Regions from separate parts of the Homo sapiens genome. Here region 2 is linked to region 1. A link is a contact called in ENCODE Hi-C or POLR2A ChIA-PET data. All regions are on one chromosome and are shown on one strand. The core of a region is the stretch at or near the end of the contact, and the rest is flanking DNA. Distances in the headings are between cores, read along the strand shown. Region 1 has its middle 9.1 kb from the start of KRT33A. Region 2 overlaps LOC124904004 (a long non-coding RNA gene).

Region 1 (2,868 bases), core at 250-2,749:
GAAGAGGAAAGCCTTGGGAGAGTTAAAAGGATGAATTTGATTGACACTTTTATTAAAAGGAGTGCATTGGCAGCTGAATGGAAAATAGGTTTACTGAACACTAACATTTAAAGTTTCAGGGTAGTGGATGACAATTACAAGTCAGGTATGTCTTCTTTTATGTTTCAAAGAAGAATCACTGACATCTAACAACAACTGCTCACATTTCTCATCAAAAACAGGAGAGTCTGGCAGCAGGCACCAAAAGTCCCAAGAATGGCTCCAACTATAAAAGGATATGAGGATGACATGATCTGTCCCTTGTTATTGCAAAATGCACACTGACAACTTGATGAAGTTATGTGCCAGGCAGGTGGGCCCCGGCCCCACCAGGCTCCTCGCTGAGCCTGCTGCAGGTGTGCAGAGGTAGCTTTCCCTCACTCTCACTTTTTTTTTTTAAACTTGTAGGGACAAGCACAGGACTGAAATGTAAAGTGTAGGGGGAGCCCTTGAAACTATTGCTATGGAATAAAAGATGAAATGCTCCTGATTATTGTAAATACAAAGTTGCATGCAGGATTGTGTAAAGACAATGCCAGGCTGGACTACCAGAATAAGCCAACAGCGTGTGATGTGCTTCCCCCTGCAGAGTCTATGAACGGAAGGGCAGGCAGGGATGTTTCACATCACCAAGATTCCTATCCCAGAAAAGCAGATGTTCATAGCTCTGAGAACGGAATGCGACCCTTGAGGAGAGCCTATAAACGGACGCATGAGGGGTGCATGTTCATATGGATAAGATAGGGCTATAAATGCCCTCATCTTGCCACAGCTCTTCTAGGCCTCTTTAGGGTTAAGGCATTCTCCCTTCTGAGAATTTCTGGTCTAACCTGTTGTCTAGCTTCACGTCCTGTTTCTATGGATTGTTTGTAACCAGCTTTTGCTGCAACTGTTACTGCTGATTAATATCTTGCTAATCACAGGTTATGGAAACACTGTGTTTCTGTTTTAAGGCTCTGTTAGAAATTACTGATGCACATACTATATTGTAAATTCTTATCTCTGTATATTGTACTTCTGCATACAGATGTTATGTTAAAGAATTGCTTCATCCCCATGTGACCATCTCACCTCATAATCAAATGACCCGAAATCCCTCACTAACCTACCCCCACCCTCACTAAACTTAATAACAAATGCTATATTTATATCCAGTGCATTGGTGGCATCGCAGGACCAGAAGGCGGTGACCCCCCGGACCCAGCTTTCACTATCTTGTGTGTGTCTATTCTTTCTCAACCTGCCAATCCTCCTGGGAACAAAGAGCCCCATTGCATTGCAGATTGCTGGCCAGATCCTGCAATAGTAAAGCCTAGGGAGGATTTACAGCCTCCCCAGTCAAAGATGTATTTACAAAAAATTCAAACACTTGCTCAGCTGCGGCCTGGATGTGATGGCATCTACACAAGATGACTTCCTGCAGCGGCACAAATGAAGCTGTGGGGGATCCCGACGAGCTAAAGCTTGGGTGTGGCACATGGGAGTGAATGTGTTTAAAGTTTTAAAAGTGGTTAAAAGGTGAAAAAAGAAAGGCTAGAAACCAAACCTCAGAAAAATCATGCATTTGAAAGTGACTGCTTTAGTTTTCAATCTGGTTTCAGTCTTGTAACCTCTATCTGTATCTCAGCCTGCATTGTGTTACTATGCTTTTTAAGCCACGGTTTCTTAAACTGAAAATGGGAGACTAATAACCACCTCACTTTTTTTTAAATAAAGGTAGAATCAGATTATGTTGCAAAGATGCTCAACCCAACCAGATACATCATAAGTGTCCAGTAAATGGAGTTCCTATTCACTTCCTTAGCAGCCCTGCATTCTGACCCCTTTCCTATTGCTCATCACAGGGTCTCCACAGCCTTGAGAATAAAAGGTTTTGCTCATTTGAGTCCTTCAGTAACCAGGTGAGAATCTAGTTTCAGGTTCTCTCAAATTGAGGGTTGTAGAAGACAGGCCAGATGGGACAAGAAACTGAAGAATCTGAGCTCGAGGGCTGAGAATCAGAGAGAAATGAATTCAGATGTGCCTGCATGCATCTGTGTGGGTCTGTGCACCTATGCTTGTGTGTGTGAGTGCAGGTGTGTGTGCGTGCTGTGTTAGGAGGAAGATGGCTAATTATGATTATGAAACTGGTGGTATTTTTGCTGATTATAACAATCAGAATTTTCAAATGGAAAGATAAAAGTAAAGCACAGAGCTGGTGGTGTCAAAGTCATAGGAATTTTAGTCACTTTATGGGAACTGGTTTCCACTTATGCCTATTTTCTACACAGGAAACCAACAATTAAGTGTATCATTAAAGGCCTGGGTAAAATTTAACGTGTTTGTATTTCCTGTTAATAATTATTTCAGACCTGCACATGCTGACTTCATCTTGGTTGGTTGTGGAGGCTGACTGACTGCTGGCTGCTGTGAAACATGAGGGTTACCAAGACCCTGAGAGCAGAGGGTGTGTGGTCCATTGTCAAAGAGCCAGGGGGACACGTGGGAGGGTCACTGCGGGAAGTGACTGCAGGCCATGCATGGTAATGCACAGGTATGACCAGCACAGAGGGACATGCCTCTAAGAAGGGTGCACTCTGGGGGCAGGGAAAGGACATAGATGAGAGAGTTTGAATGCTTTCTTGGTAAGTGCTTAATTAGATTGGTTCCCCACGGCAGCATTTTATGAACTGAAGTGCATAGACACTTCAAGGGGCTATAAGAGGGAAAATATTCCATGGGTTAGAGATGGAGAGAGGAGCATCTAGAATTTTGCAACTGAGCTTTAGTGAGCTCTGTTTCACATTTGGATGTCAAGGATTTTAGAAAAGCAGATGTCTGCCTCACTGC
Region 2 (2,960 bases), core at 71-2,570, 310 kb before region 1:
GTGTGAGTCTTTGTGTGTGCGCATGTCTGAGAGTGTCAATGTGTGTGTGTGGATGTGCCTGTGAGCTATGTGTGAATGTGTATATAGGAGTCTTTGAGTGTGTGTGTATCGATCTGTGAGCATGCGCCTGTGTGTGAATCTGGGAGTGTGAGTGTGCATGTGAACTGTGTGTGAATGTGTGTATATGAGTCTTTGAGTGTGTGTCAGCCTGTGAGCATGTGCCTGTGTGTGAATTTGAGAGTGTAAATGTTCGTATGAGCTGTGTGTGAATGTACGTGTATCAGTCTGTGTGTGTCTGAGAGTCTCAATGTGTGTGTGTATGTGCATGTGAGCTATGTGTGAACGTGTGTGTATGAGTCTTTGAGCATGTGTGTGTCAACCTGTGAGCATGCACCTGTGTATGAATCTGGAAGTGTGTGTGTGTGTGTGTGAGCTGCGTGTCGATGTGTGGCTTATCCTGCAGGAGTGCTGACCCGGGACTCCGGGCGGTAAAGAAGCCTGGGTCCAGGCTCTCCCCTTCCCCAAAGCCACAGGCAACCCCAGAGACACTCAGAGCCCTCTGCATTCTGGGGGTTCTGGGGGCGATCTGGGGAGCTTGTAGGCTCACTTTGCTCCACTGAGCGATGAGTGGTCTTTCCACATTCTAGAGAGGGCTCGGAGGCCTTTATTTTGAAAAGAGTAATACTGAATAGATTCAAAATAATATTTACAAAATATGTGTAGGATTTAAGAATGAAGGCACTGCCGGGCGCTGTGGCTCACGCCAGTAATCCCAGCACTTTGGGAGGCCGAGGTGGGCGGATCACCTGAGGTCAGGAGTTCGAGACCAGCCTGGCCAACATGGTGAAACCCTGTCTCTACTAAAAATACAAAAATTAGCCGGGCGTGGTGGCAGGCGCCTGTAATCCCAGCTACTTGGGAGGCTGAGGCAGGAGAATCGCTTGAACCCAGGAGGTGGAGGTTGCAGTGAGCCGAGATCACCCCATTTCACTCCAGCCTGGGCGACAAGAGTGAAACTCGACCTCAAAAAAAAAAAAAAAAAAAAAAAAGAAAAAAACAAAAAAAGAATAAAAGCACAACAAACATCCGTGAATCCACTGCCCAATTTTGGACATTTTAGCTTCGATGTGCGCCTCGCGCTCTGCCCGCAGTGTAACCGCTAGCCTGGATTTGGGATTTGATTCCTTGCTTTCCTTTACAGATTTGAAGTCCTTCCCCCAGGCCCTGGACGGGGAAACTCAGGACTCCTCTCCGGGTAGAGTCTGGCAGCAGTCGGGCCAGAACAGCTCAGTGCTGCCCTCTGGGGGCGAGGCCGCGGCTTCCTCCTGCTCAGCCCCAGCCTGGGTTGGAAGGAGCCCACCCAGCTAAGCGTGGCGAGACCCGACAGAGGGGTGGGCGCAGTCACTGCCCACACACCTGCAAGGCACGCCTGGACGCACATCCGCATGTGGCCATGCACAGGTGTGCACACGGACTTTACCCTCGTTCGTTTGTATTATGTCCCCCGTTGGTGTCACACCCCGCGTGGGAAGCCCAGAAGCCGCTGCCGCTCCTCAGGAGTTGACAGGAGGGAGAGGTCCCCGCGGGTGGAGCGTGTCTGCTCCAGGGACCCTCAGACTCGGGGCCGGGCAAGCTGGAGGGAAGGCTGGTTTTGGGGTTAGCAGTTTATTAACAGAGGGACTTGAGCGGGTGGGCGTGGGGGAGGGACACGTGCCAAAGGCAGGGAAGGGCTTTTTTGAGATGGAGGGATGGGGGATAGGGGGTGATACACAGCGCAGGCCAGCTTCAGAAGGGAATGTTGTGTCCATGCGCCTGGAGGCAGAGGCATGGACACACGGCCCAGCCGGGGCCTGGTGCTCTGGCTGTTAAGGGACTAGAGACGGTGAAGCTGAAGATGGCGAGGAGGAGCCAGGACCCTGGGGGAGAAGGAGTAGTTTGCAGAGCGCAGGTGGAGGATGGGTCTCCAGGGTCCCTGCATTCCTCCCGCGGCCTCGCGGGCTCCTCTCGGGACTGCAGCGCAGAGGCGCCACCCAAGATGGCCAGCAGAGGGCGCTCCTGCTACAGATTTGGGGATCCCGGGCGGCCGGAGCGTGTCCCCGTTTAACAGGGCATGAGCCTTGGAAGGCGGCTGGGCCTGGGGTCTCCATGGGGAGCACTAGAGCCTGCCCCTTGGGAGCCACCGAGCACAAGAATGAGGAGAGACGACCTCATGAGGTGGGAACCCCACAGGGTTCCATGCATCCTTTTCTGCTGCTGCCGGGTCAGGCATTTGTCTGGTCAATGCTTCCATCCTTTTGTCCCAAGGTGGTGCCTTTTAAATCACCCCCGGAGATGTGACTGGCCCGCCTAACCTGCCCTGGAGGTCTTCCTCCAGGCCAGGGGTCTGTTAGGGCCAGCTAGCCTTTCTAGAAAGTTCCCTGGGTTCTAGCCCCTGCAGCTTCCCTGGTGGCCCCTTGCTCCTGCTTCCTGTCCCTGCCTCTGGGAGGAGGACTTGCTTGTCTGGTCTCCTTCCTCACCCTGCCTCATCCAAGGAGGCTTCTCCATCGCTGCCGGTGCATCCTGCAGTTCTGAGGACCAGACGCACCCTTGGTCTTCTGCCGTAAAGAGTTACGGGCGTTCACGCAGCTGGCGGGTGAACACTGCCAGGTCCCCTGCTTGGCTTGAGGTGTGGCAGCCGCCATCAACTACTGGGGGAGGCGACTAGGGAGGAGAAAATCCCTTCGGTTGTGAATTCTGCCTTCCACCTCCCAGCATCTCCACCTGGACAGAGGGACCACACACTCAAGCCATTTACTCATTGATTTTTAAATTAAATTAAATTAAATTTATTTTAAAATTATTAAATTTTAATTATATATTTATTTGTAATTATATTTAAATAATTAAATCTGTTTATAATATAAAATTATAAAATTTAATTTATAAATTTTAAATTATTTAAAATAAATTAAAATTTATTT

What was found. A loop is a pair of places that touch in the nucleus more often than their neighbours do. ChIA-PET counts read pairs that join two places held with the same protein, here RNA polymerase II (POLR2A). Pooled maps may share reads with other maps.
Region 2: a loop to region 1 is called in a map of CD8-positive, alpha-beta T cell, with 6 times the contacts of the local background. The contact joins two enhancer-like sites. A Hi-C loop is called at or near these places in 1 of 168 maps with a recorded cell type or tissue (CD8-positive, alpha-beta T cell) and 7 of 50 pooled maps. POLR2A ChIA-PET finds 5 or more read pairs at or near these places in 2 of 52 experiments (B cell and OCI-LY7).

What each region holds. Positions count from the first base shown.
Region 1 is chr17:41,340,307-41,343,174 of GRCh38, reverse strand. No RefSeq gene overlaps it. Among named protein-coding and RNA genes, the nearest start is that of KRT33A, 9.1 kb to the left of the region's middle. Within about 2 kb of position 1,499, at least 4 of the 41 ENCODE cell types and tissues checked have a DNase peak (open chromatin) inside an H3K27ac peak, as active enhancers do.
Region 2 is chr17:41,647,156-41,650,115 of GRCh38, reverse strand. LOC124904004 (a long non-coding RNA gene) reads left to right here. Exons shown (of 2, transcript XR_007065756.1): 2 at 1,202-2,839. Among named protein-coding and RNA genes, the nearest start is that of KRT17, 24 kb to the right of the region's middle. RefSeq lists enhancers at 1,466-1,575, 1,974-2,133, 2,164-2,313, 1,866-2,741. Within about 2 kb of position 1,320, at least 22 of the 41 ENCODE cell types and tissues checked have a DNase peak (open chromatin) inside an H3K27ac peak, as active enhancers do.